Linked DNA regions of Homo sapiens: region 1 is linked to region 2. A link is an interaction called in ENCODE POLR2A ChIA-PET data of the cell type or tissue named here. Cell type or tissue: PC-3. All regions are shown on one strand. Each heading gives the region's core, and the rest is flanking DNA. Links, peaks and the distances in the headings are about the cores only. Region 1 holds the start of LOC124902127 (a long non-coding RNA gene). Region 2 overlaps ADAMTSL1 (ADAMTS like 1).

Region 1 (15,855 bases), core at 4,513-7,012, 80 kb before region 2:
CAGGAGAGCCTGACATATGGCTAAAACTCGTACGTCAGCATCCAAGGATGTGAAGGCCATTAAGGAAGGAGCATGGCCTTGTGATGCCTTTAAAACAGAAGTGTTCAGCCAACCAGGCACCATTTTGATCCTGAAGGATGAGGACCTCTGGAGAGACAGGCAGGGACAGATGAGTAACCCCTGGAGCAATGCTCAGAAATCCATTCTTGCACATAGTCTGGGCTCTGGCTCAGGTCTCTCTCCTATGTGATTTGGGGTAAAATCAAAATTCAGTGGGAAAAAATCTGAACATATGTGTTTGAAAAATATCTTTGGCCTAATATAAAGGTGATTGAGAGAGAAGCCAGAGGAGATGGAAAGTTTGTTTTTTGAATGAAGCCAAGAGTAGAGAGCATTGTAAGCACTGTTTACTCAGGGCTGAATCCCAGGCCTCTGCTAATAGAAACTTTGTTTAAACTGCCATGCCGCCTTCCATTTTAGAAGCCATGGCAGAGAGTGACTTGCTATCAGCCAAACCCTTTTCCTCTTCTTCCTGTGCACACAGCTAGATAATTTTCCAGCCTTTTTGCAGTTAGCTATGAGCATGGAACTGAGTTCTAGCAGATGGAACATGAACAGACGTGAAGTGTGCCACTTCTTGGCCCAAAGTACAAAAACTCTGTTGTGCAATTCTTTTAGACTTTATGTGAGCAAGAAATAAACTATCATATTTTACCCATCATATATTTATAGGTTTGTTTTTCTGTAACAGTTAGTAAGTGCCATTTAACCCAGGCTTAATGAACGTTTGTTGACCCTGAATGGATGGATCCAATGGGTCTTCCTTCCATTCCTTTAACATTGTAAGTCACGAATATACTTCAAAATAATTTCCCCTAGTCTTTGCCATCAAAAATGAGTTGTACTTCAAGGACTTAGATTCTCTGTTTGGCTAAGGCAGTTTAGGCTAGGAGGTGTGCATGTGTATTCATTCTCAGGGTGAAGAGAGACTTGTGGAAGATAAATGGAAACGGGGCAACAACAGACACAAGGACCGCAGGCTGGGCAGATTTGGCAGGTTTGGAGATTTCATGAGAGCTTCAGAAAGGGCCCACGAACAGCAAACAGGTTTGAGATCCTGAAGCCAAATCTAATGACTGACAGAGTTTTCCTGGAGTACTGTGCAGATACGGATTCCGAGTTACATTCATAAGGGCTGAAGAGCAAAAACACACGATGAGCTAGTGATGCCTGCAGGGGGCAGGGGCAGGGGCAGGAGAAAGGGCTGTCTACAGGTTAGGTGTCCCGAGCTCATCTCTGCATAGTATAGCTAAGTACCCTTAGGCAAGTTATTTAAATTCTGTGCCTCAGTTTTCTACTTCTACAGTGGCTGAGAGGAGTAAGTAAATGGATGCATGCAAAGCTGTAAGAACAACGGCTTAGCACAGCAGGAAGTTTGAATAAATGCTAGCTATCACCAGCACTATCTCTGCTATAACACAATGGCAAAACTCTGTGAGGAGCAGTGCTGGGACCTTCTGATGAATACAGAAAACACAGAAAGCAAAACGTTAAAGAAAAGAAAGAGGAAGACAGGTAAGAGGAGAGGTAATACATTTGTTAGAAAGAACTAAACTGCTTCTATTTTGAACAACTCTGAGAATTCCAGTGTAATTAGAAGAAATAATTTAAATACAACAGATTCTTTGTAAACTGGTAACAATATCTGGACAGATGCGGAGAGCTTAAAAGTCACACCATGGCTGGCCTTGTTGAAGATTCCAAAAAGTACCCACTTCTAGAAATGCTAGGAAACAACATATGCCAGATTGACTCCCTGGGTGACCCCCATTAGAGTTCAAGAAAACAGTTGTGATATCCATGGAAGATCCAAATATCAGTTTAAAACACAAAAAAGACAGTGATGTCTACTAATTAAAATATTTGAGTATACAGCAATATTTGAGTACAGTATAAGGTAATATTTTAGTTTAAAGCAATGAAGTATTATAAATTTAACACATTTTTAACACCCTAAACTGAGCAAATTGTATTTAATCCAGATTTAATCAATGAACAATACCTTACAAAGAGTGAGTATATCAAAGAAACGTCTTAAGAAATGCTAGACTCTGCTTATACTAGAATTGTCACAGGTTTCTCACAAGGATCACTGGAATTAAATCTTCAAATTTTCTCTGAAATGAAAATTTCCAGTTGAAGAATTTAAGACTCATGAGTCAAATAAACTTTGAGGGACTAAAATCAGCATGAGCTAGGAAAACCCTTATAAATACCAACAATATCTTATCCATCTGATATTAGTAATAATGGATTCTGAATATTAATGTTCCATTACTATTCCTTGCTGGCCAGAAGCTTTTCTGGATCTCACTACCTGACAATTCCCATAAGAGTTGCTTTGTTACAAATAATAGTTATATTAACATGCAAGATCTTTTCTTAGTCTAGTTTTCCTTCCCAATGTCTTTTGCATTTTATAGTGCAGGAGTTTTTAACTCCCTGCTGACCTTCTTGCAAGGCCTCCTTTACATCTATTTCCAGCCTCCTGAGTCAGCATTTGACCAATAGTCAGCTCTATTTACCCTGTACCCTTTGTCTTCACCAGTTCTCTGAGACATTTTCCTTTCATTTGTTATTCTTGCAAGACTTCATCACAAAAGCTGTACTACTTCTTTGCCATCTAGTCTTCCATTCCCCAAAATACAACAGAGTCAATTTTCAACGTCAGAATTTCAGGTAAAGGGAGTTAATAGTTGATAGTCATGGTAGAGAATGCTATCATTCATTATTATATGTGCAAGAGATTCATAGAACTCTTGGGTCTAAAAGAGACCCAAGAGAGCAGCTATTTAAATCCCTCTGTTTATAACGGGAAAGAGGTTCATAGTCCTATTCTGCTTCTAAATTTGGCAATGAAGCAAAAACTTTCCCTAGAATCTTACTTATTCTATTATTACAGTAGGCTTCTTAGTAATAGTAAAAAATAATTGTTCCCCTTCCATCCAAATTATTACATTGTTTTTGTTGGAATAATCTAATCAAATAAATTGTGATTACCCTTTGAATAACACTCTGACTCTATCTGGAAAGTGAGGTGTAATATATGAGCAGATAATATAGAAAATGAAATACAAACCAGGGGGTATTGGTAGCCTCAAGGCTATATTCAGAGCACAGACATGTTTACCCAAAAAAGGATTTTTAAAAATTTGAATTAGTTCAGTTAAAAATGGTGAGTTAAAAAAAAGTGTTGTTTTTAAACATTTTTTGGTTTGGTGTCTCTAAAATCGTGAGAAAGTCTAGCAACATTAAATTTTTATTTTTGGGGGATAGCAGTCAGATGAAAATGAGCTGTGCCCTTCAGACAGGTGGGCGGAATAATGACCTTCCAAGATGTTTATGTCATAATCCCTGGAACCTGTGACATGGCTAAGGAAGAATTAACATTGCTAATCAGCTGAACCTAAAATGGGGAGATTATTCTAAGTTATCAAGGTAGGCCCAGTCTAATCATGTGAGCTCTTAATATCAGAGTTGGGCAACATGAAAACTCAGCCCTCCATTGCTGGTTGTGAAGATGGAGGAAGGAAACCATGAGCCAAGGAATTCAGTGGCTTCTAGAAGCTGGAAATGGCACTCAGATTATAGCCAGCAAGAAAACACAGACCATAGACCTAAGTTTCACAGAACTAAATTCTGCCAACAACTCAAATGGAGAGGAAAAGGATTCTCTTTTAGAGCCTTCGGAAAGGGATAAAGCCTGTTGACATCTTGATGAGACTGTATTAGACTTCTGACCTACAGAACTGTAAGGTATTTGTATTGCTTTAAGTCTCTAAGTATGTGGTTATTTGTTATGGCAGCAAAAGCAAATACGCAGGCCATATACACCTTCTACATCACCAAAGTTGTCACCACAACAAAGAAGACACGTAAATGACTCATAAACACATAAGATGCCTGACATCATTAGTCAATATTAAAATGTAATTTAAATCACAATAAAGTACTACTTCACGCTCATGAGGCTGGCTGTAATTAAAATGATAGATGAAAACAACTGTTGGTGAGAATATGGAGAAACTGAACTATCCTACATTGCTGGTGGAAATGTAAAGTGGTGCAGTCTCTTTGAAACATAGTTGGCACTTTCTTCAATAGTAAACATAAATGCGCCAAACAACCCAGAAATTTCACTCCTAGGTGTGTATAACCAAGAGAAATAAAAAATATGTCCACATAAAAACATGTACGTGAATCTTCATAGCAGCTTTATTCATAATAGCCAAAAAGTAGAAACATCCCAAATGCCCATCACCTGATGAATGGAGAAATAAAATGTGGTCTATTCTATACAATGGAATATTATTCTACCATAAACAAGAATAATGCTACGACATGGATAAATCTTGAAAACTTTATGCTAAGTGAAAGAAGAAATAAAGAACCATATACTGTATGATTCTAATTATATAAAATATCAAGATTAGGTAGATTTATGGAGATTTAAAGTATATTAGTGGTTGCATAGAGCTGAAAGAAATGGGAGGATTAGGGAGTAGTAGCTAAGAGTGTGGAGTTTATTTTAGGGATAATAAAAATGTTCTAAAATTGAGTGTGGTGATGGATGCACAACTCCTGTTTTTTTTGTTTTTGGAGACAGGGTCTTACTCTGGCACTCAGGCTGGAGTGCAGTGGTATTGGCTCACTGCAGCCTCAACCTCCTAGGCTCAAGCTATCCTCCTGCCTCAGCCTCCCATGTAGCTGGGACCACAGGTATGTGCCACCACACCTGTGTTGATTTTTATTTTTGTAGAGATGGGATTTCTCTCTGTTGCCCAGGCTGGTCTTGAATTCCTGGGGATCAAGCGATTCTTCCACCTCAGGCTCCCAAAGTGCTGGGATTACAGGCATGAGTCACTGTGCCCGGCCACAACTCTGAATATATGAAAAGCTGTTGAATTGTATACTTTAAGTGGGTGAGTTTTATGGTATGTTAATTATGCCTTGATAAAGCTGTTAAAAGTAAAGAACCCATTATTAGGTATATACCCAGAGGAATATAAAATCATTCTATCATAAAGGCACACACACACAAATGTTCACTGCAGCACTCTTCACAATAGCAAAGACATGGAGCCAACCTAAATGCCAATCAATGACAGACTGGCTAAAGAAAACATGGTATATATACATCATGGAATACTATGCAGCCATAAAAAGGAACAAGATCATGTCTTTTGCAGGAACATGGATGGAGCTGGAGGCAAACTAATACAGGAACAGAAAACCAAGTACTGCATGTGCTCACTTATAAGTGGGAACTAAATGATGAGAATTCATGAACACGAAGAAGGGGGAACAACAGACCCTGGGGCTTACTTGAGGGTGGAGAGTGGGAGGAGAGAGCGGAGCTGAAAAAATAGCTATTGGGTACTAGGCTGAGTACCTGGGTGATGAAATAATCTGTACAACAAATCCCTGTGACATGAGTTTACCTGTATAAAAAACCTGGAGATTCAACCCCTGAACCTAAAAGTTCAAAAAAGGTAAAGAACTTTATAGTAATGGTTACATAACTATATAAGTTTGCTAAATAAATCTCTAAATTGCACATTCACAAAGAATTTTGTGATATGTACATTATATCTCAATAAAGCTGAAAAAATAGTTTTAACCTGATTTTGCCTGTCTTTGTTTTTTAGGGTCAACATTGTGACTACTAATTAATTGCCTTGCATAAAAGATGAGAAGGAATTAGAATTTTTGTGCCCTTGAAATTCTGTTTAGTTGGCACGCCTTCAGCATAAATATTACAGGGCCCTTAGCACTTGAGGAAGTAGGTAGGGCTTAGACTGCCTTTTCCCAGACATTCCCAGGCTGCATGCCTTCCTTCTCATATCCTTGTTTCCATTACCATTCTCTTTCAATATTCAGATATTTTTTTGCCAATGTCAGTGGGTCAGGTTGCTCAGATTACTACCATTACCTCTTCTAATTATTTAATTGATGTTGATGGCGTCTAAGTAGAATAAGGCCAGAAGTGGTTCTGCCACAAATTCTTCGCATGTTCCACTACAGAGTCCTAGCCAAGGGACCCCATACTTAGTACAGCCACGTGATGCTGCGGCCTCTCTAGAAACCACTAACCAAGGATGTGGTATATCCCACCACCTGTCCAACCACCATCCTTCCTGCATTCCATTGAATAGATGTTGGAATTGCTTTTTTGAGACTGAGATGTGCCAACTTGGACCACTTATACTTTCTTTTTTATTTCCTCTAGTCAACTGGGGAGCTCAGTGAGATTCTCCTGCTATACTCTCATCAGTTTTAAGTAAGTTCTATGAAAGCTTGGGGTCTTTGGTGGGCATTCTCTACATCTGTACTTACTGAGAAAAACTTAAGGGTCTTAGCTATTCAGTATTCTATCAGATATTGAAATCTCCTTGATGGCAGCTTAGATCAGTCAGTCGCTATTACCATGTGGCCCAGAGAACAGTCAAACCTGTCCATTTTTCCTTTTTTTTTTTTTTTTTTTTTTTTTTTGAGATGGAGTTTTCCTCTTGTTGCCCAGGCTGGAGTACAGTGGCATGGTCTTGGCTCACTGCAACCTCTACCTCCCGGGTTCAAGCGATTCTCCTGCCTCAGCCTTCTGAGTAGCTGGGATTACAGGCGCTTGCCACCACACATGGCTAATATTTATATTTTTAGTAGAGATGGGGTTTTGCCATGTTGGCCAGGCTGGTCTCAAACTCCTGACTTCAGGCCATCTGCCCGCCTCAGCCTCCCAAAGTGCTGGGATTACAGGCATGAGCCACCGTGCCTGGGCCACTTTTCCTTTTGATCTAGTGCATGGGAGCAAATCTTCCTTTGTTAGCCTTTGTATTGTTGACTAGGTCCTCTGTGAGCCTAACTCTTTATGAAGCAAAACTCTCCTTTGTTAACAGAACTGCTGGGTGAAAAATTCAGAAATGCTAATTTGAAGTGACTTACATTATGATAAGCTTACACAATCACTTGTCTTTTATTGTAGCTACTAAATCATGATGGGGAGGGACAGAGGAAGAAGAATTTTAAAAAATGATTGCCTTTTATTTTTATTTTCCCAGTGAGGTTTCTGTGATCTCTTTATTAGACACAATGTGTATCAGTTATTCAACTCATAAAGAGCAAAAAAACATGCTAGGAAAGGAGAAATATTTTCTGTCTCTCCCTTCCTGTGAAAATGTCAGATGAGCTCATCTGTGTTCTCTCCTTTCAATGAAAGATACACTCATCCCTCAGCCCTCATCTTATTCTCATTTCCCATTGATGATGTCAGGCAGGCCTTACAGTATCTCTTTTGTGATCTTATAAAATCAATAACAACCAAAAATGTTTCCCTTTTGTCGATGACCTCACCAATGCTCCATACCTGGAGAGGCCCTTATCTGCATTGGTAAGTACAGCTAAACTCCACGGATCCAGACTGAAGCAATTTACCTGGAAACTACTTCCTTTCCTTCAAAAGTTTGCCTAGGCCATTCGGATTTGGAAGATTTCTGAGCAAGATGGCTGAGTGCTGAATTTAACAGCCAAGATGATTCTCCAATCTCTGTGCTTATGTCTGCACACATCAGAGACTCTCCTTTACCTAGCCCTGTTTATTCCTGAACACAAAGTAATTAATACTTCAAAGTGTTAGGTATGTGACATTTTGGTGACATTCCTATAATCTCCTCCCTGCAATCCTCCCCTCCTAAGCTACTTTCATCTACACTTGGAGCAGTGAAACAGGCATCCAGCTAAGTGAATTTAGAGGGAGGAATTTTGTGCCATTTGGTCTAAATGGCTGTGAGTTCCATGGGCTGTTCCAGGGAGGTAGGGAGGGAAACACTGGCCATCTCCATGCTGAGAGACACTTGCAAGGTACTCCCAAATCCCTGAGACTTAAAGATAAAATCAGCACGTAATGGAAGAGTTTAGAGAGGAGCAAAAGGCACAAAAGACAGTATTTTATAGGCCAAACAGGGCAGAGCAAGGAAGGTTTGGCTGTATTCTATGTCTAAAACTAAATGGTGTTTACATGTTCAAAGAAAACTTGTGTACAGAATAAGAAGTAGAACTGAAATGAATCTGAGAGGCAGAATTGGCAAGACACCAGATCTACGGGACGGGGCAAACTCAATGGCAGGCATCTTGCTGTGGGCCAGGGAGAGCCCATCAGGCGTCTCTCTCTGTTGCCCACGTGAAATATTCATCACAAGCCATCTCCCTTGCTCTGAATCCAGGCACCCCAAGTACTTTCCAGATGGCTAATCTAGCTTCCCTATTTGACACTGAGACATTCAGAGAGCTGCTCTACAAAGGGTTTGTGAGCATCCTGGTCCCTGAAAAGGAGTCTCTCCCACTGTAAACATAAGTTGGCTTTTGTTGTATGTATTATTCTCTCAATAATAATAGCTAACAAATATTGAGTGCCTGCTACATGCCAGCCACAATTATAAACATTTTTTATGAATGATTGCATTTAATCTCCATGAGAACTTTCTGAGTCAGGTGCTGTTATTAGCACCACTTTCCAGATGAAGAAATTGAGTCAGTGAGTATAAAGACGTTGCTCAAGGTTACACTTAGGAAGTGACAGAGCCAGGATACAGACCTAGACCCTAAGGCTCCAGAGCCCATGATTTTAACTGCCATGCTATGCCTGCTTTTGTGAATCATTATGAACAAATTTCCCTGCATCTGGTAAATGCAGGCACACTGGCAACACACAAGTCCATACTTTCCTTATAAAATCATGGGGACACTTGATTATCTTGAGGCTCAAAGTTTTTTTTTTTTTTCCTCTTTGGCCTACATTAATACTAAAGTCCAGGAAAAAACCCCTGCAGTTTCCATAAAAACATAGTAGTGCTGAGATTCATCAAGAGGATTTGACTGCAAGTGAACTGAATCAGTTTCTAAGTTCATACTTGAAAAATCTCAGTGTTAAGACACATACTGAAAGATACATGGAAGCAGAGTTGGGATAATGGTTTGCACATTTTAGAATTGTTTTCAGGTTGTTTCACTCTAGAAGAGCTAGAGAAAGAAAGGAGGCTTACATTTATTGAGTATGAACAATGTGCCTGGCATTGGGTTAAGTGCTTTTTCACACGTGCAATCTTACTTAACCTCACAACAACCCTGTAAAATAATGTTAGTTAAATTTTTACAGATGAGAACAGAGACTCAATGAGGTTATATACTTTGTCCAAGATCACACAGCTAATAAGGAGTATAACTGGCAATAAAACTTAGAAATGCCTGATACTCATTCACCCCCACCCCTCCAATTTAATTTATGTTCAGATTATATCTTATAACCTACTAAGCAGGGTCTCCATGCATACATTTGAAGTAAATTGCAACTTTCTCCCAATTCTAGGTAGCCGGGTATCCATCGCTTGCCTTCACTCCTCTGTAAGCATCAGGGACCACAAAACACAGGTTTTATTTATTGCTGTAGGTTCCACAACATGTGGCAGAGGGTGTGCTCACAACAGGAGCTGGTGAACCACCTAACACTGTGAGTGTAGACATTGGCACAGGTGTGGATGATAAACTCAGGTAAGGGTACAAATACAGTCTTAAGGCAATGTACATTTGAGCCTTTGTTTTTAGAGGGACTGCTTGATAGACTTTCCAGCAGACCTATACAAACCCTAGCAGCTAAGGTGCAAGGATGCAGCTCCCTATGCCCTGGGTGTGGTGTCTGTAGTCATACTTCACCAGGCAGCCCCTCTCCTCCCCTTCCCTGGTGCCTCTTTGGCTGCTCTGTCTCTCTTCCCTGGCTTTGAACTTGTTGGCAGCCTCCAATAACCCCTCTTCAAAGAGCTGAAGGCAAGCCTGATGTTACAATTGCCTTGCTTAATTCCAGACAGGTTTCTATTAATCGTATTAAATTCGGGTGAACAAAGGGCATTTAGTCTGTGATAGAGCTGAACCATATCTGGATTAATATAAACAAGAGAATTAATCCTGCAAGAGCCACTATCTGCCAGCAAGTGGAAAGATGTCAGCAGTGCCCTTGCTAAAGCAGGTTGGAGGGTGGATGGCAGGAGAGATTTAACAAGATTGGTGCTGAGCATCTGGACTCTGTATAAAGAGGGGAATAAAGATTGCAACTGGAATACATTAGAAGAAAAGCAAATGTTTTATTCACAAAAAATAGGCATTAATAATATCAGTCTTTAATCCGGCCCAGGGCTCCTTAAATTGCCTTCTTCATTGTTGACTTTGATCTTCCCCGCAAAGCCGCCTGCTAAGGGTCCCTTCCCAGATCAGCCTGAAGTCATGGGGGCAGGAATACTGTTGCTAAACAGATATGCAAGGGGGTAGCATGTGTGACTGGAGTACAGTATGACAACATAATCCTGGCAGGGACAGATGAAGTCAGTGTGGGGTGATGTTGGCTTTTCTAGCATCTACTGAATCATCTGATGAGAGCAGCAATTGAAAAGAATAAATACAAACACATGCAACACAGCCACAAAGACTGGATGGCCCAGATCTGAGAGGATGGATCCTATTTTCTCAGATCAGTGGGGAAGTAGGGAGAACAATGAGCTGGGAGTTAGGAGACTCCAGTTCCCTTCTTCCCCCGCCACTAGCAGAGCAGCTGTGTGACCTCGGGTTGCCTGGCCTCTGAGAAACAAGGGCCTTGGTCCAGCTGGTATCTAAGTTCTCTTTCCGTTTCAAAGGCATGGGTTTGTCCTATGCAAAGAGGTTTTATAAAAGCTCTACATGTCTTTTACTACAAGACCACAACTATGGGAGACATGGTACTCTGAGTTGCAATGTTCTTAAGTCACCATGTGCAGAATGTATTGTCTAACCTCAATGGATAAAGGGGAATGTTGGCAGTGCATTAGAGCAAGAGGATGAAATAAAGCAGACTCAGAGAGAAGTACTGGGGAACACTCCTGCTTCAAGCCATGACCACAGAATTCCAATTATTTATGGGTCGTAGTCTTTCTTGCAACAGGTGGAACAAGGAGATGACAGGATCCAAAAGAGTCTTCAATGATTATAATTCACAATTCATGTTCCAACATGCTACTGATTTGCACACATCACCTTTGCTCACATTATTCTTTCTGCATGAAATATCCCTGTCTCTTATCAAAATTCCACTCATTGCAACCCTAAGACCTCCTGGCAGGAATGTACTGTCCTTGCATACTATTTGGTTATCAGTTATAGCACTTCATTCTACCTCATACTACACTGCTGTTGTAATTATAGATTACAAACTCCCTGAAGATGGGATCTGGGTCTCCTTTATCTATGCATCTCTGGGCCTGTTTGACACACTATAGGCACTCATTCAATAAAGGTTTATGAAATGAACAGAACAGGGATTTTTGGGTTACCTGCTAATGTGACGGCAATGGAGACAGAGTCGTATCCCAAGGCATTGGTGGCATTGCAAGTGTAGAAACCCACATCTGCTTCCACTGGTGCCAAGATCTGTAAGGAATCATCTGGCTGTAGAAGAATCCTGGAGCGACAGAAAAGAAATATAGACCTGGTCAAGTCAGTTGACTCCTTTTTGGCATTCAATATTGGTAAGGCAGGAAGGAACCTCAGGGTGTATGCAGAACCCTGTTTTAACAACAGAGACAAACCAGCTACAAGGACAATCAAGAACCTGTGCTCTCTTGCCTCTTTGATTAATGTGACTGTGGTAGTGATCTCAAATAAGGAGGTTTCCCATTGCCTTTGCAGCCTGTGGATTACTTGATCTAAATGCTACCAGCTGGACCAGACAACATATGTGCACCAAATACATATAACACACACAGATATCCGGGGGAAGGGGGGATGCTAGAACAAACGGTACAGATAGATTTGGGGAAGGCTTATTAAGGAAAAAGCAAAGTTACAAAAGAGAAGTGGAGCTTGGTTGGATGGTTGAAAGAACGTAGGGCTTCCAGAGATCAAGACAGACATCTTGGCCAGACACCATGGCTCATGCCTATAATCCCAGCACTTTGGGAGGCTGAGGCGGGCAAATCACCTGAGACCAGGAGTTCAAGAACAGCCTGGCCAACATGGCAAAGCTCCGTCTCTACTAAAACTACAAAAATAATAAAATTATCTGGGCATGGGGGTGTATGCCTATAATCCCAGCTACTTGGGAGGCTGAGGTGAGAGAATCACTTGAACGTGGGGGGCAGAGGTTGTAGTGGGCTGAGATTGCCCCACTGTACTCCAGCTTGGGACACAGAGCATGACTCTGTCTCAAAAAACAACAACAACAAAAAAAAACAACAAAAAACAACCAGACAGACATCTGTTCAGGTTTGCAGGTAGAAGAGAAAAAGCCAAGAATTGCATATTGAGAGGATCTTACACATATTTGAAGGAAATTCTGTGTCACAGCCGCTGTGTAGTCATATATACATCTATTGTCTTTATTTAGCTGTAAATCTTATGGGGCACAAAACTCAGGTTTGTTTTTTTTTGTTTTTGTTTTTGTTTTTTTTTTTTGAGACAGGGTCTTGCTCTGTCACCCACGAGTGTGGAGGCACAAACACAGCTCACTGCAGTCTTGAACTCCTGGGCTTAAGCAGTCCTCCCACCTCTGCCTCCTGTGTAGCTGAGACCACAGGGGTGCACTACCATTCCCAGCTAATTTTTAAATTTTGCGTAAAGATAGGGTCTTGCCAAGTTGCCCAGGCTGGTCTTGAACTCCTGGGCTCATGTGATCCTCTTCAGGTCTTATTTATTGCTTTTATTTTCCCCACTACTACAGGGGACTCTCTGTAGAGTAGGTTCCCAGTAGAATAAAGTCAAAACTTGCCCTTCAAGGTCATGGAGAGAAAATTCCAGAATAATCACAGTCTACTTCAGACTTTTTTTTTTTTAATCTGAAAAGACTTAAAAGAATCAAACTGTGAGTGCCTACAGTGAGCTTCAAACCCACTCCACCCAAGTCTGTTTTTTCTTTTCTAGATTTATGCCATTTCTAGAAAGTACCTGTGACATTATGGCAGCTTAATTAATGACTAACGATCACTTGAACCTGATGTCTTGGTGACTTAGTGAGGCTGGCTGATAACTGGAATGTGTATGTGGAGGAGGGAATCTAGAAGGGTTGGAGGGACAATGGAGAAGCTCAGAAGCTCAGAGATCCGGTGCCTAGACCTGACAGGTACTTTAGGTTGACAGTTTATTTGATAGCACAGAAATGGCTCAGTAGCCAGTTTTGGGGATCCTGAAGCTAGTCATTTCTAGCTTTGTGATTTTTTAACCTCCCTAGTTTCAAAAGCTTCAAAAAACTGTTCACCCAATATTATGCTAGCATCCTTCCCTAGGAGGTAAGCAGTTAATAGGGGTTGTTTTTCAAGAAAGTGAGAGGGTGGGGAAACAACAGAAATGTGGGGAGAACTCATTAAGACTCTGTGGTAAGATTAAGCCTGGAAGTCAGGTCTGCCCCAGCAACACTCTCCCACTATACAATTCTTTCCTCACTATTTCCCTTGCCGGGTCTCTCCAGGCTGTATGACATTTGCATTTCAGCACCACTTCTAATCAGCTGTCAATTATTCTGAGGTGGGTGACCAGTCTGGCAGTGAATGAGATCTCCTCAGCTCAGCTTTTGGCCTTGGGCCTACTACATTGCTTATTCTTACCTCCTGTCAGAGGAAAGGCAGGAAGTAGAAGTAAGGCTTCCATCAATCAATCGAGTTATATATGGGCAGCTCTAGTAAAATGGGGAAGGAAATAGACACCTTAGTTAAAGGAAGTTTTTGAATGATTTGTGCTTGATTTAGTGCTATTCCAGATCATCACCACTATTACTGGAGACCCTCAAGTTTTGTGGCATTCAACTAGAGCTGAAACATTGTGAGGGATGAAAGGAAGCCTCTGAGAGCTTGTGATATAGCTCATCCACCCATACATTCACTGAGAGATTGTGTTATGGCTCATCCAACCATTCATTCACTCATCCATCAAACATTAGTTGCTTTTTTCTCAAAGTCAAACAATTACATGTTAGTTTATTTCGAAGAAGCTAATAAGAGAAAGATGACTATACAATTTACTTATCTTTGGTAAACCATACAATATTTTAGATCATAGTATGACTGTTTCCTGAAGGAATCTTATCAGATGCAACATAATGTAATATCATTGCTAAGTCTCTTCAGGTGTTCAAGCTGTTTTAGATTAGAAAATTAAAAATCAACTTTATGATTTAAAGCTTTAGGATGTCCCAGGAATATTTATGCTTTCACAAAAATTCTAAATAATAATGAAAGCAGGCTTAGTCAAGTTTCAATAGAACTGAGAATGATGGAACTCAGAAGATCACTATTCAATTTCACCACATGGCAAAGGTAGAAATTAAAATATGCTAAGTTCCCAAACCCATTAGGGTAGCTGGCTCCCTGGCACTGGAAACATCTCCCTTGTCCCTACAGAAAACGGTTCTTGGACACTCGCAGCAGGAGGCTAGAAGATAGTTCTTCTGAACTTTGTTTTGGTCCTACTATGATTTAAGTAATGGCCATTGGCAAATCTCATTATCTTCCTCTATTTCAGTTTACCAACTTCTAAAATCCAGTTGAAGTCTGTTTTCCTGCTCATCAGAGGGAATTGTTAAACTGGGGTATATAAGGAATTTCTAGATCCTCTTTTGGTATTTCCAATGACTCTTTTCTTGGTAATGCTGCACACTCTGAATGGCAAATTAACCATGAGGGAGGAGGGAGGATGAGGAAATTGTGAGGAAGGAGTGAGAGGGGCACATGATATTGGCCAGTTTCCCCTAGGCAACTTATTAGATCTCCATATTAGAATCATTTTTTTTTTGCATACAACTACTGCACCTGTCTGATTTCAGGCAGAGGATGTAACCCTCTCCTACCCTGGCCCATTTATTTTTAGGTGGGGGTTAGTTTTTATAGTTACACTGGTTTCTCCAGGCACTAAGTAAGCCACCATGCTTTCTGCCCATGTCTGAAGCCTGGAAAAGAATTCCTACAAGGCTGATGAAAGGAAGGGAGGTGATCCATCACAGAGGGCACAGAGTGGTAAGGATTTGAACTAGAATAGGAGTAGCGGCAATGGAAACGGTGACATGTAGATCATGAGATTTAGCGTTTGTATAGTCTATTATTCCATAAACACTATATACATAGATAGAGAAACTGTAGTATTTATTTTCATAAAAACAGTCTTAAATATTGTCTTAAGACAGAATCTACATGGGAGAAAGCCTGAATTTCTCACTTATTGTGTATACTTATAAAAGTCACTTATATTTATAAAATGGAACTGTCTAGCTCAAGGGTACATAGTTATTTGGGGGCAGAGTCAGGATTTGAAGTAGAATCTCATGTTTTTGGTCCAGCACTTTTTTTTTTCCACCCTATAATCCCTTTGGGACCACCATAAGACTCAACTGTTTAGTCGTGCTTTCTTCTTGTAATTAGAAAGCTGCCCACAGTGTGTTCTTTGTACATTTGGCCCATTTGCATGTTATTTCCCTCTCTCTTAAAATCCACTAAGACATAAGTCCTTTCAGGGATGGGGGAGGATTTGACTCCTGTTATTATACATACAATATGCCCATAAAATTGGTAGATGAAGGCTTGAAGGCTGCCACTAGGCGGAGCAGTAGTTCTGGAGGGGGGTCCCATGCAGGGCTCTCTGGGAAGCACCGCCAGGCAAAGGAAAGGCTTGCTGCAGAGACGGAGGCTTGCTTCAGTTTACCTAGCCTGGCGACTAGAGAGAGAGATTCCTGGAAAAAAACATTTTCTTTGTATTTCAGTAGTCTACTCTATTAATTTAGCTTAATTCGCTAGTTGCTGA
Region 2 (15,855 bases), core at 5,610-8,109:
GGGCACGCCACCACACCCGACCAATTTTTGCATTTTTAGTAGAGACGGGTTTTTGCCACGTTGGCCAGGCTGGTCTTGAACTCCTGATCTCAGATGATCCACCCACCTCGGCCTCCCAAAATGCTGGGATTACAGGCATGAGCCACTGTGCCCAGCCGCAAAGTGATATCATCAAAGCTCATTTCTCACAGATTCAAGATTGATGTAACAGGTGATGTAAAGATATTCCTTTCCATGGTCACACATGCTCACACATGGAAAAGAATATCTAGGAAAAATAAACATTTTAGCCCTGAGGCAAATAAACATATAACCTTTACCCTTGTTGATGTCAAAATGCTGCTGGGGACATTTGTGATCACTGGGCCAATACAGTCCCACTAGAGAAACAAAAGAGACTCCCACTGGCCCAGTCAGGCCCAACCATTAAGGAACAGGCTATGGCAGATTCCTATCCATCAATGGAAGAAAACAGAGAGACAGTGTAAGTACATCTGAATTTACCAAGGGGGATGACAGTAGTAACAGCATTAACTCTTCAAAGGCGCCTGGATATGGACTCAATTTCTGTGGATGCCAGTGAGCTCTGGTGTACTTTTGCTTTAAGCACTTAAAAGTTAGTGTGGACAGAGCCAAAAGGCAGCGTATGGAAATTTAGGAGTACAGCAGAAGATAAACCAATATTTCAAGAGCATGTTGAAACAGTAACCTTTAAAACAAGTTGTCAGAGAGGAAGAGCCTGCAAGGCTTTGAAAGCTCCATCAAATAAATTAAAATATGATTGTGTTAAAAGGCAGCACCTTCTGCTCTAGCCATTGTAAGCTAATATAAAAGAAAATTGGAAATTGGAAATCATTTGCTGCTAGTATACATGGATTTTGTTAGTGTATAATAAAATAGGCATTCTGAAGTATGCTTTTAAAGAGAAGACTCTGTGACCTTTCAGACGTGTTTCTTAACTCTCTCCTTTCAAACAGGGATTCTCAAGCTTCGTTTATAGCTCTTGCTGGTTCTAAGAACCATCCTAGGTCTGAGAAAAGAGACTGGGGCTGGGGCAGGGGGAGGGCAGAAACCAAGTACTGTTCCTGGAATTATGAGCTTTTTCTCCCTTCCCTGTTTATCTATTCTGTACCACTCAGCTGTTCTCTGTTGCACAGAAATAAAAGTTTAGTTTAAAAAGTATGTTAGAACAAAGCTGCAGAAATTGCTTGGAATTTCCTTCATTTTCAGCATCTGGCTTTCATTGCTTACTTAATTCTCCTCCTCCACATACGTTTACCAAATCTTTTCAACACACACTGGCCAGGCTATCAAATGCTATAATTAATAACAGTCATACACTTTTTTTTTTAAAGGTAGTACTTTCTGCTTTTCCTTGGGCTGCTCATGTCATTGCTATTGTAAACCAGGGAGATAGTTGCTAAAGCTTATTTTTTTTTTTTTGGAGACAGGGTCTCACTCTGTTACCCAGGCAATAGTGTAGTGGTGTGATCACAGCTCACTGCAGCCTTGACATCCCTGGGTTCAGTGATCCTCCCACTCTAGCCTCCCAAGTAGCTATGACTACAGGCACCCCCCTCAACCAACACACACCCAGCTAATTTTTGTATTTTTTATAGAGATAGGGTTTTGCCATGTTGTCCAGGCTGGTCTTGAACTCCCGATCTTAAGCAATCCATCTGCCTTGGCCTCCCAAAGTACTGGGATTACAGGTGTGAGCCACCACGCCCAGACTGAAGCTTAAGTATTAAGACTTTAGTTAAATAAAAACATCTAATAAAATTTAAGTCCTGAATTTTTAAAAATCACGTTTTCTTTTAAACTAGAAGTACTAGTTTGAAAATGAAAAGAAAGGAGAAGATAATGAATTTTTTTGAGTGCCTACTATGATCCTATTTCAGAGATGAGAAAATTGAGGATTCAAAAGGTGTATGGCCTCTTGAAGGTCAGATAGCTGAAAGTGACAGAGTAGGTCTAAATCAATGTGCTGGTTCTTTTATTTTGGTGTCTCAGGGATGTAAAAGATTTTTAGTGCATAATATTAAATGGCAAAATCAAATTTCCCAACAATATACAAAATAAAATCCCATTTACAAAGGGAAAAAGCTTTATCTATTTGTATATCTTCTTATATGTATATAAATTCATAGAAAACTATCTGGAAGTGTATGTAGCAAAGCATTAACAATGGTTATCTCTGGGTATAAGAAGGAACTAGAACTGAAGAAGATGGTGGTGATAAGGGAAGGTATACCTTTCTTTTTTTTTTATTCTGCTGTGCTTGAGTTTTAAAGAATGAGAATATTCATGTATTCCTTGTATAATTATAACACAGAAAACCTCCTTATTAGGAATAGGAGGCTGATTTCTTTTTTAATGACTGATCTTAGGTCCTTTTTGGGTATTTCTCCCTCGAGCTGGTTTCACCACTGAAGGACTGGGTGGATGATATGGCTTTTAGACACACAAATTACTCATTAACTTTGATGGAAAATTCTCACTGGCAGCTCACAAGCAAAAATGGTCCTAACTGCTTATGGTTAATCTTAGGCAAAGTTGTGAAGGGATTAACATCTGTCTTCCATATACTACTTTCCATCTTTCCCGACAATCAAATTCCTCCCTGGGTAATGCCTATAACTTACTTAACCTCCATCTGTCCCTCTCTTTTCTATTAAAGCTTGTCCTTGTATCCTTACTTGGGGGATACTTTGCCATACATACATGATAACATAAAAGGTTCAATCCTGGCCGGGCACGTTGGCTCACGCCTGTAATCCCAGCACTTTGGGAGGCCGAGGTGGGCAGATCACGAGGTCAGGAGATCGAGACCATCCTAGCTAACATGGTGAAACCCCGTCCCTACTAAAAATACAAAATATTAGCCAGGCGTGGTGGTGGGCGCCTGTAGTTCCAGCTACTTGGGAGGCTGAAGCAGGAGAATGGTGTAAACCCGGGAGGCGGAGCTTGCAGTGAGCTGAGATCTCACCACTGCACTACAGCCTGGGCAACAGAGCGAGACTCTGTCTCAAAAGAAAAAAAAAAGGTTCAATCCTGAGGCTATTTATGTTTTAAGTTGGCATTTAAATCCTTAAGCTTAAGGAAAGGATCAACAGCATCTGGAAGGTTGGAGAGAAGGGATAAGGAGGATGCAGAGGAGGGAAAGCACTGAGGTCTTCCCAGCTGTCATTGATAATATGGTCCAAACATTGCTACCTATAAATTTGGCCCTGGTCCTTCATACTCATTTATATAATAAACACTTAATAATCATCTACTATGTGTCAAACATTATACTAGGTGTCAGAAATATAGAAAGGAGGATTCAGACACAAAGCTGATAGCAAGAACTCTAAAATCTAGTACTCTTCTAACAGAAAATGACTATTTTTAAAAAGTGTTCTAAAAAATGTAGGCACTACATGCACACAAACACACAAATTGGAACAGTCAGAATACCTCCAGCTTGAGAAGACATCTTCCTATTGTGAATAACCAGGTATGAGGATGTATTTGCCTAAACCTGGTGAAAGTTAGACATGTGCTTCTGAAACAATCCCTGCCATCACACAGAGTCAAGAGAAGCCAAGTTTAATCTTAGAAAGCCTGGCTAAGCAGATTGGACTTGCCCTCTAGGGCCTTTGGTATTCTCCATGTGATCTGATAATTCTGACTACATACAAGAAAAAAAGTGGCTCCCTAACTGGTGTTCAGTGGGACTAACAACTGCCTGGGAAAGCTATTTATCTTAACCAGGGGGTGACCTCTCAGAGACAAAGGCCCAGTGACTAAGACTTGAAATGTCATTTTGTTATGTCCCACTGAAAATGCTATGGTATTTTTTTAAACACATGCATAGCAGCACAGACCAAGACCCCAAAGGACACGGTCTAGAAACTTGCATCCCATCAGAAGACACACAAAAATGTACAGGGAACGCTGAACCATGTGGAGTAAGAATTGTGAATTAAAGACCTAAATTGCTCCCAACAGAACAGAGGTTGTGGGTTGTGTGGGAAAACAACACACTATTATGCTCCTACCAAACACATTTTATTTTCTGTATACATTGAACACCAGGAGAAGGGAAGGAGAGATTTTTCTCTGACATCAGAGTGAGATATTCCACAGGAAAGGCACCTCTATACAATTATCATTTTTAGGGGGAAAATCTGTTTTGACTCTTGGATGAGATTAGGCCATTATACTTTGGTCCCCTTTATTGTTGCAATTAGCAACCTTCTACAAATGTTTAAATGTGTATGGTCGACCCAAGAAACTCCTGGCTGTGCCCAGTGAGAGGTCTTGCCTGTTGGCTTGACAGCTGGCTGGTGGGAAATCAGAGAATTGAGTTTATCTGGAGCAAATGCGACAACATTAAGCTCAACAACTGTTCTTGTCTGTGAGTCAACAAAAGGGTCACAGGATAACCTAACCTTTTGTAACTTAAACATAGTTAGTACTTTGAGAATGAGAAGTAACATCTCATGTCCTATTCGTTTTGGTGCTCAAAGAAGGGTTTAGGGACCACGAGTCCCAGCAGTTTTAAGCAAGTCCCAGGCACTGACTCCTCGGCACTGCCTCAGCATTTGGGTGTTGTTACAACACAGGAATGTGGTTAGAAAGACCCTTTTGCATGTTTTTCAAATAATGGCAAATAAGCAGAACAGAAATTACAGGAATGATTAGCACACAGCAGCAGGAGTAGCTGTTTAATGCTTCTGCCTACAAAATAAAGAATCATGGGACATGTGAGCAAGTCATGGGATCTCAGATCATCAGGTACAACCAGTTCACTTTGCAGATGTGGAAACATAAAGGGCAGACACCTCGCCCTAGGCCACAGAGCTAGTTGGTGACAGCAGGATGAGAAGCCAGGCCTCTTGGTTGCCTAACAAAGAACGTTGCAGGCGTTCCATGCTGAGTCGATACTGCTTCTTCCTAGATGACAGGACTGTAGTCAAATAGAAAAGTTGGTGCCCTTTGCCCACACATTTAGGCTCAACAACTAGAGAGCTGCGAAGTTAGGACAGAAATGTGGAACCAGGTGGGGCAGGGATAGAAAACGAGGTTACTCAGGATTTCATGTACAGGACCTGACTTTGACTCTATCTTGTTGACTGCTGTTCTCATGGGTTGGGTGCTTCTCCAAAGCAGTGGCTGACTGATTTTATGGTTGCCTTGGAGAATATAGCATGAGTTGCCCTCTTAACTTCTGTATTTGAAGAGGGGAATGCCCTGGTCCACCATTCAGATCATCATACAGAACAACTCTGGTGACTAGCAGGAGGAGTGTCACCATGGGATGTGCCTCCATGTGATTGGAGGAGGACTATGATCTGTACCCTCCAAGTCCCAAAGAAAGGAATCTAGCCAGCTGGGAAATAATACAAGCAGTGCATCATCGTGACCAGCAAACTATTGTTAATGCCTGACAGCAATACAGGTATTAACTACTTCTTACATGACACACTTTGCAGAAAGAGAAAAACTATCATTCAAAATCAGCATTCCCCCTTTTATCTAGGATCTGACCCTATTCAGCAACATTTCTTCATTCCATCAGCAGATTTGAAAGTCTGGATTTAGTTCTTAAACGTCTCCCTTCCAAACCCATAGATGAGATTTGCTCAAAAAGAAGTATCTAGAAGGCAAGTTTCTCAAGACACCATAAAATTGTAGGGACTGAAGCAGTGATTGGATTGATTAATTCAATCAAGGCTGTGACTCAATGTTGGCTAATAATGAGACCCAGGCAGGGCTGAACAATGAAATGCTCTAATTGATTTTACGCATGTGGAATGACACACACACCCCCAGAGCATGCTACGATGAATCTGCATGCTGTGTGCATATAGATTTCACAGTGGATCAATTATACCACCCAGTTGCTTCAGGCCCTTATATTCTGCAATTCACAGACCAGTTCATTACTATGGTGTGAGTGCTTAGGACACAGGCTAAAAGGTGGCAGAGCCCATGAAGTCTGTTGTCACCTCATGTTCCCTTTAGGGGAAAGCAACTGCGTGGCACACACACATACCAGCCATGCCACAGGCTCAAGTGAATGCACGGTATCTTCCAGATTCTGGCATGACCATTGACTGGGCTAGAATTCCAAAGCCCTGGTTTCAATTAAACTTAAGTGGATTTGACTAAAAGTTTGAACTGATGCTAATTGGTTTTCAAAACACTGAGTAACAAATAAGTGTTACAGTCTTGCCCACTGAAAGATGCGCCCAGTTCTGTACGTGCCCCTGGACAGCAGGGCAGGCCACACATCCCTTACCTTGCTGGGCAGGGATCCAAATTGCAGGACTTCAGGAGCTGTGGGGGCCGGCGGCTGGTCACGCACAGGTTCTCCTCAGCAGGCTCCCGAGTCTGTTTGTTCAAGCAGCTCACCACAGCCTCCTGGACACCTGTGTACAAATCACACGGTCAGGCCAGAGTGCAAAGTGGGTGTGTGTGTGGGGGGTGATGAAGTGTAGACAAGGCAGCTGGTGGGAGGTCCCTGTGTTCTGTAGGACTCTCGCTGTATGTCAGAGATGGCAGTTTAAAGCCCAGGACTGCCAATCTTGTCAAGCATCACTTGAGCTGGGAGAAAGTATTCATAAGCTTGTTGCCTCTGTGAGCATGCTCCTTGAGGAGGGCAACTCCCCCACAGAAGAGAGGCTGCTACCTAGACTCTTGAAATGCTTAAAAAAATGCCACGAGGCTAATGCCACCAATGCTGGAACATGATACTTCAATGAACAAGGAGCACAGGGTGGCAAAAAAGGGGCCCAAAACCTTCACATCTTATATTTTAATTGAAAGGAAATCGTTGTATTTGGAAGGGAGGCCCAAGGCCATGTTTTATATCCAGAATTCTGTAAACTGCTGGGCTCTTGAGGTCTTGAATCTAGGACTCCAGTCTTTGCTGTTTGCCTTCTGATTCTGGTTCATTTCTTTTGTGACCTAGGGCAGCCTTGGAAGTTGGAACAAAGAAGGAGAATAAGATGCATAATAACCACAGCCGTGGAAAACAACCTTCCCACTGACACCCGCAGGCCCTGACTCAGAGCTAGTGAAACAGGAGTTTGAGCAGTGACTGGCACAAGGTTACTGGGAAGTTCTCCAAGGTGGTTTGCAGGGCCCTTGGGGAGACACTTATTTTTATTTTATTTTAAAATTTTTTTTCAAGACAGAATCTTGCCCAGGCTGGAGTGTAGTGGCACGATCTCAGCTCACTGCAACCTCTGCCTTCCGGGTTCAAGCGATTCTCCTGCCTCAGCCTCCCGAGTAGCTGGGATTACAGGCGTGTGCCACCATGGCCGGCTAATTTTTGTATTCTTAGTAGAGATGGGGTTTCACCATGCTGGTCAGTCTGTCTCGAACTCCTGACCTCAAGTGATCTGCCCACCTCGGCTTCTAAAAGTGCTGGGATTACAGGCGTGAGCCATTGCACCTGGTCCCCTTGTGGAGACATTTAAATGAGCAATGTAATGACCAGACATTTCATTTTGATGCCCAGTCATAATAACAGTAGCTAACATATACAGGATGCCCATTATTAACCAGGTACCAACGCTAAGAGCTTGGCATGCATCATTCAGTCCTCTCAACAACTGCACAAAGTAAGCACTATTTTTATTCCCATTTAACAGATAAGAAAACAGGCTGGGAAGGGTGAAAAGACCTGCTTAAGTTCATACAGTTGTAAATGGTAAAGCTGAGGATGGCTGTGCCCTTAGTACTGACTGATAGACTTAATATTTAAAAATATTAAGAGGCTGTCATATCTACTTCCCTGGAGATCTTTAGGAATAACCTAGACATTTGTCTGGAATCATTTCAGCAGAGCTCAGTTTGAGTGAAGAGGCAAGACAGGACATTCTCACTAATTTGCCTTCAGACATACATAGCTGTGTATATAAAGATACTTACATTTAAAGATACCTATCTATAGCTGGACATTTATATATAGTTATAGTAGAGTCTGGGACTATCCATGTAATTAGCAATATACATAAATACACATATATTGCCTTGCTTTATTTTCTGCATTGCTTCATCAGATACTACCTAGTATAGTACAGTTGACCCACCATGCTGCTCTCCTCCCACGTATGCTGTGTTTCTCCAAGAAGTCATCAGCTCAATCATCAGCTAATACTTCCTAGGTTGATGTGACATTGATCTAGTCCACTTAGGAAGGCCATCATTTAAAAAGTGACTCAGCTGGAGTCCAAATCACCTTTCTTCTTTGTAAGTCTGAGAAATTAAACATTTTTTAAAAAAAAGAACCACAAAGCCAGGCACAGTGGCTCATGCCTGTAATCCCAACACTTTGGGAGGCCAGGGTGGACGGATGACCTGAAGTCAGGAGTTCGAGACCAGCCTGGCCAAAATGGTGAAATCCCGTCTCCACTAAAAGTACAAAATTAGCCAGCTATGGTGGTGCACACCTGTAATCCCAGCTACTTGGGAAACTGAGGTAGGAGAATTGCTGAAACATGGGAGGTGAAGGTTGCAGGGAGATGAAGGTTGCAGTGAGCTGAGATCACACCATTGTACTCCAGCCTGGGTGAGAAAAGCAAAACTCCGTCTCAAAAGTAAATTAATAAAAATAAAAATAAAAAAAGAATCACAATATTTACCCTGTGGCTGTGATGGTATCTTTACATTTTCTTTTTTCTAAATTGTTTATGAGCTTCAAAATTTAATTTAAATATATCATGGCCAGTTCAGGGTGGAGCATTTGAGATTTCTATTAGACATTCAAATTATTCCATCATATTCTGTAATGCTGACTGCAGGGTGTTCTCTTGGTTGTAGATGGGATGAGCCATTTGAAATTCATGGTATGACGACACAGCCAAACACTTCATAAGAAACAGTTGATATAATCACTGATACTTCCCACTGGAATAGTCTAGTATTATTAAGGTAGTGATGAGAAGTCACTGGATGTAGCTTTCTATCCCATACAGAATCTAGAGCTGTGGTTATCTTAGAAATTAAATTTTTAACTCATTTACCTGTTTGGTAGTATTCAAGAGATTCTAAATGAGACTCTAAAATAAAACATATTTTGCCTTTATTCAGCTGTTGAAAACCTTATGAAATTGGGTCAACGATCCTGAGGCAGGAAGTGACCGTGGGCTTGTCACATGCTTTACTTGAAAGTGACTGGATCAGGTGTGTGTGTGAAGGTGTGTAAGTGATGTGACCTGTGTTTCCACTTTGTGAACTCCTTCTTGATAGAACTTAGGCCCTTCTGGACAATGCCAAACCTCGCCCAGAGTCAGGTGTGTAAACCAGCTGGAGCGGCGGCGGCAGCGGCAGGACTGCTGTGGTGCCGAGAGTAGCAACCCGGAGGGAGTGACACTGGCTGCGGGAACCCGGTGACAGCGTGAGAGGTACTAGGTTTCGACAAGTTTGCATCATGCATGAGTATAAGCTAGTCATTCTTGGCCCAGGAGGCGTTGGAAAGTCTGCTTTGAATGTACAATTTGTTCAAGGAATTTTTGTTGAAAAATATGTCCTATGATAGAAGATTCTTATAGAAAGCAAGTTGAAGTAGATGCACAGCAGTGTATGCTTGCAATCTTGGATACTGCAGGAACGGAACAATGTATAGCAAGGAGGGATTTGTACATGAGAAATGGACAAGGCTTTGCATTAGTTTATTCCATCAAAGCACAGTCCACATTTAATGATTTGCAAGACTTGAGAGAACAGATTCTTTGAGTTAAAGACACTGATGATGTTCCAATGATTCTTGTTGGTAATAAGTATGACTTGGAAGATGAAAGAGCTGTAGGGAAGGAAGAAGGTCAAAAATCTAGCAAGACAATGGAACAACTGTGCATTCTTAGATTCTTCTACAAAATTCAAAATAAATGTTAATGAGATCTTTTATGACCTAGTGCGGCAGATTAACAGAAAAACTCCAGTGCCTGGGAAGGCTCGCAAAAAGTCATCATGTCAGCTGCTTTAATGTACTAAGTGCATTGCAGCTCTGAGTCAGCTCTGAAGAACTGTTGTCCAATTCAATAGTGCCAACACTCCAACTTTGTTAAACCTACCAGCATCTTAAATGGACTTTCCTGTGGTGGTACCCTTTAAGAGCATATGAAAGCTACTATATCAGTTTGCACATTCTAATCACTTTCAAGCTTCACAAGAGAGATTTTTACTTATATAATAGTCCTAGATTATGCAGCTGGTAAAAGCAGAGACTACATCCAGTATTACTGCTAAGAGACATTCTTCATCCACCCACGTTGTACATGTATGAAAATGGTGTACTGTATACTCTAACCCTCACTCATACTTTGTATTGGAGAGTACAATAATGTAAATCCTAAAAGCACCACTATTTTACCATAATAAAACAAAGTCCAAAGAGCTCCTATGTAGACTACTCTAGATGACTTTGCTTCTTTGATACTTGTAGCTTATTGTAATTTTTTTAAAGAAATTTAAGGTCACTATTATTGTAGAAAATAAGTGCTCTAATTAATACAGCTATATAGTTTTTAAAAATGTTTCAAAAACCTATGGAGACAGTGATCTTGTCTTTAAAATATGATAGTCCTTTCAGTATAATGTCTTCAACAGATTGCCTTTAATATCTGTTGGGAAGGAAATGGGCAGACTTTTCAAATTTCTTTATTTTTTATTTTTTTAAAATTTTTATTTTATTTTATTTTATTTATTATTATTATTATTATTATTATACTTTAAGTTTTAGGGTACATGTGCACAATGTGCAGGTTAGTTACATAGGTATACATGTGCCATGCTGGTGCGCTGTACCCACTAACTTGTCATCTGGCATTAGGTATATCTCCCAATGCTATCCCTCCCCCGTCCCCCCACCCCACCACAGTCCCCAGAGTGTGATGTTCCCTTCCTGTGTCCATGTGTTCTCATTGTTCAATTCCCACCTATGAGTGAGAATATGCGGTTTGGTTTTTTGTTCTTGCGATAGTTTACTGAGAATGATGATTTCCAATTTCATCCATGTCCCTACAAAGGACATGAACTCATCATTTTTTATGGCTGCATAGTATTCCATGGTGTATATGTGCCACATTTTCTTAATCCAGTCTATCATTGTTGGACATTTGGGTTGGTTCCAAGTCTTTGCTATTGTGAATAATGCCGCAATAAACATATGTGTGCATGTGTCTTTATAGCAGCATGATTTATAGTCCTTTGGGTATATACCCAGTAATGGGATGGCTGGATCAAATGGTATTTCTAGTTCTAGATCCCTGAGGAATCGCCACACTGACTTCCACAATGGTTGAACTAGTTTACAGTCCCACCAACAGTGTAAAAGTGTTTCTATTTCTCCACATCCTCTCCAGCACCTATTGTTTCCTGACATTTTAATGATTGCCATTCTAACTGGTGTGAGATGGTATCTCATTGTGGTTTTGATTTGCATTTCTCTGATGGCCAGTGATGGTGAGCATTTTTTCACGTGGTTTTTGGCTGCATAAATGTCTTCTTTTGAGAAGTCTGTGTTCATGTCCTTTGCCCACTTTCTGATGGGGTTGTTTGTTTTTTTCTTGTAAATTTGTTTGAGTTCATTGTAGATTCTGGATATTAGCCCTTTGTCAGATGAGTAGGTTGCGAAAATTTTCTCCCATTTTGTAGGTTGCCTGTTCACTCTGCTGGTAGTTTCTTTTGCTGTGCAGAAGCTCTTTAGTTTAATTAGATCCCATTTGTCAATTCTGGCTTTTGTTGCCATTGCTTTTGGTGTTTTAGACATGAAGTCCTTGCCCATGCCTATGTCCTGAATGGTAATGCCTAGGTTTTCCTCTAGGGTTTTTACGGTTTTAGGTCTAACGTTTAAGTCTTTAATCCATCTTGAATTGATTTTTGTATAAGGTGTAAGGAAGGGATCCAGTTTCAGCTTTCTACATATGGCTAGCCAGTTTTCCCAGCACCATTTATTAAATAGGGAATCCTTTCCCCATTGCTTGTTTTTCTCAGGTTTTTCAAAGATCAGATAGTTGTAGATATGCGGCGTTATTTCTGAGGGCTCTGTTCTGTTCCATTGATCTATATCTCAGTTTTGGTACCAGTACCATGCTGTTTTGGTTACTGTAGCCTTGTAGTATGGCTTGAAGTCAGGTAGTGTGATGCCTCCAGCTTTGTTCTTTTGGCTTAGGATTGACTGGGCAATGTGGGCTCTTTTTTGGTTCCATATGAACTTTAAAGTAGTTTTTTCCAATTCTGTGAAGAAAGTCATTGGTAGCTTGATGGGGATGGCATTGAAACTATAAATTACCTTGGGCAGTATGGCCATTTTCATGATATTGATTCTTCCTACCCATGAGCATGGAATGTTCTTCCATTTGTTTGTATCCTCTTTTATTTCCTTGAGTAGTGGTTTGTAGTTCTCTTTGAAGAGGTCCTTCACATCCCTTGTAAGTTGGATTCCTAGGTATTTTATCCTCTTTGAAGCAATTGTGAATGGGAGTTCACGCATGATTTGGCTCTCTGTTTGTCTGTTGTTGGTGTATAAGAATGCTTGCGATTTTTGTACATTGATTTTGTATCCTGAGACTGCTGAAGTTGCTTATCAGCTTAAGGAGATTTTGGGCTGAGACAATGGGGATTTCTAGATATACAATCATGTCATCTTCAAACAGGGATAATTTGACTTCCTCTTTTCCTAATTGAATACCCTTTATTTCCTTCTCCTGCCTAATTGCCCTGGCCAGAACTTCCAACACTATGTTGAATAGGAGTGGTGAGAGAGGGCATCCCTGTCTTGTGCCAGTTTTCAAAGGGAATGCTTCCAGTTTTTGCCCATTCAGTATGATATTGGCTGTGGGTTTGTCATAGATAGCTCTTATTATTTTGAAATACGTCCAATCAATACCTAATTTATTGAGAGTTTTTAGCATGAATTTTGTCAAAGGCCTTTTCTGCATCTATTGAGATAATCATGTTGTTTTTGTCTTTGGTTCTGTTTATATGCTGGATTACATTTATTGATTTGCATATATTGAACCAGCCTTGCATCCCAGGGATGAAGCCCACTTGATCATGGTGGATAAGCTTTTTGATGTGCTGCTGGATTTGGTTTGCCAGTATTTTACTGAGGATTTTTGCATCAATGTTCATCAAGGATATTGGTCTAAAATTCTCTCTTTTGGTTGTGTCTCTGCCCGGCTTTGGTATCAGTATGATACTGGCCTCATCAAATGAGTTAGGGAGGATTCCCTCTTTTTCTATTGATTGGAATAGTTTCAGAAGGAATGGTACCAGTTCCTCCTTGTACCTCTGGTAGAATTCGGCTGTGAATCCATCTGGTTCTGGACTCTTTTTGGTTGGTAAGCTATTGATTATTGCCACAATTTCAGATCCTGTTATTGGTCTATCTTCAGAGATTCAACTTCTTCCTGGTTTAGTCTTGGGAGAGTGTATGTGTTGAGGAATTTATCCATTTCTTCTAGATTTTCTAGTTTATTTGCATAGAGGTGTTTGTAGTATTCTCTGATGGTACTTTGTATTTCTGTGGGATCGGTGGTGATATCCCCTTTATCATTTTTTATTGCATCTATTTGATTCTTCTTTTTTTCTTTATTAGTCTTGCTAGCGGTCTATCAATTTTGTTGATCCTTTCAAAAAACCAGCTCCTGGATTCATTAATTTTTTGAAGGGTTTTTTGTGTCTCTATTTCCTTCAGTTCTGCTCTGATTTTAGTTATTTCTTGCCTTCTGCTAGCTTTTGAATGTGTTTGCTCTTGCTTCTCTAGTTCTTTTAATTGTGATGTTAGGGTGTCAATTTTGGATCTTTTGTGCTTTCTCTTGTGGGCATTTAGTGCTATAAATTTCCCTCTACACACTGCCTTGAATGTGTCCCAGAGATTCTGGTATGTTGTGTCTTTGTTCTCATTGGTTTCAAAGAACATCTTTATTTCTGCCTTCATTTCGTTATGTACCCAGTAGTCATTCAGGAGCAGGTTGTTCAGTTTCCATGTAGTTGAGCAGTTTTGAGTGAGATTCTTAATCCTGAGTTCTAGTTTGATTGCACTGTGGTCTGAGAGATAGTTTGTTATAATTTCTGTTCTTTTACATTTGCTGAGGAGAGCTTTACTTCCCAGTATGTGGTCAATTTTGGAATAGGTGTGGTGTGGTGCTGAAAAAAATGTACATTCTGTTGATTTGGGGTGGAGAGTTCTGTAGATGTCTATTAGGTCCGCTTGGTGCAGAGCTGAGTTCAATTCCTGGGTATCCTTGTCGACTTTCTGTCTTGTTGATCCGTCTAATGTTGACAGTGGGGTGTTAAAGTCTCCCATTATTATTGTGTGGGAGTCTAAGTCTCTTTGTAGGTCACTCAGGACTTGCTTTATGAATCTGGGTGCTCCTGTATTGGGTGCATATATATTTAGGATAGTTAGCTCTTCTTGTTGAATTGATCCCTTTACTATTATGTAATGGCCTTCTTTGTCTCTTTTGATCTTTGTTGGTTTAAAGTCTGTTTTATCAGAGACTAGGATTGCAACCCCTGCCTTTTTTGTTTTCCACTTGCTTGGTAGATCTTCCTCCATCCTTTTATTTTGAGCCTATGTGTGTCTCTGCACGTGAGATGGGTTTCCTGAATACTGCACACTGATGGGTCTTGACTCTTTATCCAATTTGCCAGTCTGTGTCTTTTAATTGGAGCATTTAGTCCATTGACATTTAAAGTTAATATTGTTATGTGTGAATATGATCCTGTCATTATGATGTTAGCTGGTTATTTTGCTCATTAGTTGATGCAGTTTCTTCCCAGTCTCGATGGTCTTTACATTTTGGCATGATTTTGCAGCGGCTGGTACCGGTTGTTCCTTTCCATGTTTAGCGCTTCCTTCAGGAGCTCTTTTAGGGCAGGCCTGGTGGTGACAAAATCTCTCAGCATTTGCTTGTCTGTAAAGTATTTTATTTCTTCTTCATTTATGAAGCTTAGTTTGGCTGGATATGAAATTCTGGGTTGAAAATTCTTTTCTTTAAGAATGTTGAATATTGGCCCCCACTCTCTTCTGGCTTGTAGGGTTTCTGCCGAGAGATCCGCTGTTAGTCTGATGGGCTTCCCTTTGAGGGTAACCCGACCTTTCTCTCTGGCTGCCCTTAACATTTTTTCCTTCATTTCAATGTTGGTGAATCTGACAATTATGTGTCTTGGAGTTATTCTTCTCGAGGAGTATCTTTGTGGCGTTCTCTGTATTTCCTGAATCTGAATGTTGGCCTGCCTTGCTAAATTGGGGAAGTTCTCCTGGATAATATCCTGCAGAGTGTTTTCCAACTTGGTTCCATTCTCCCCGTCACTTTCAGGTACACCAATCAGACATAGATTTGGTCTTTTCACATAGTCCCATATTTCTTGGAGGCTTTGCTCATTTCTTTTGATTCTTTCTTCTCTAAACTTCCCTTCTCGCTTCATTTCATTCATTTCATCTTCCATCGCTGATACCCTTTCTTCCAGTTGATCGCATCGGCTCCTGAGGCTTCTGCATTCTTCACGTAGTTCTGGAGCCTTGGTTTTCAGCTCCATCAGCTCCTTTAAGCACTTCTCTGTATTGGTTATTCTAGTTATACATTCTTCTAAATCTTTTTTCAAAGTTTTCAACTTCTTTGCCTTTGGTTTGAATGTCCTCCCATAGCTCGGAGTAATTTGATTGTCTGAAGCCTTCTTCTCTCAGCTCATCAAAGTCATTCTCCGTCCAGCTTTGTTCCGTTGCTGGTGAGGAACTGTGATCCTTTGGAGGAGGAGAGGCGCTCTGCTTTTTAGAGTTTCCAGTTTTTCTGTTCTGTTTTTTTCCCCATCTTTGTGGTTTTATCTACTTTTGGTCTTTGATGATGGTGA

Evidence for each region. ChIA-PET counts read pairs that join two places held together with the same protein. Peaks named below come from ENCODE experiments on the same cell type or tissue, not always from the same donor. Only the 100,000 strongest peaks of a DNase experiment are listed, where the experiment ranks them.
Region 1: POLR2A ChIA-PET joins it to region 2 with 13 read pairs; 3 of 35 experiments call an interaction of 5 or more read pairs at or near these places.

The regions. Positions count from the first base shown.
Region 1 is chr9:18,791,075-18,806,929 of GRCh38, reverse strand. It overlaps ADAMTSL1 (ADAMTS like 1), which reads right to left. Exons shown (of 29, transcript NM_001040272.6): 20 at 11,406-11,533. LOC124902127 (a long non-coding RNA gene) reads left to right here and starts at 6,288. Exons shown (of 3, transcript XR_007061429.1): 1 at 6,288-6,340; 2 at 7,517-7,690; 3 at 9,419-10,163. In PC-3, for the core only: no CTCF peak of the experiment used is centred there; no DNase peak of the experiment used is centred there.
Region 2 is chr9:18,712,100-18,727,954 of GRCh38, reverse strand. It overlaps ADAMTSL1 (ADAMTS like 1), which reads right to left. Exons shown (of 29, transcript NM_001040272.6): 15 at 6,290-6,419. It also overlaps the pseudogene RAP1BP1. Among named protein-coding and RNA genes, the nearest start is that of MIR3152, 150 kb to the right of the region's middle. RefSeq lists an enhancer at 15,827-15,855. In PC-3, for the core only: no CTCF peak of the experiment used is centred there; no DNase peak of the experiment used is centred there.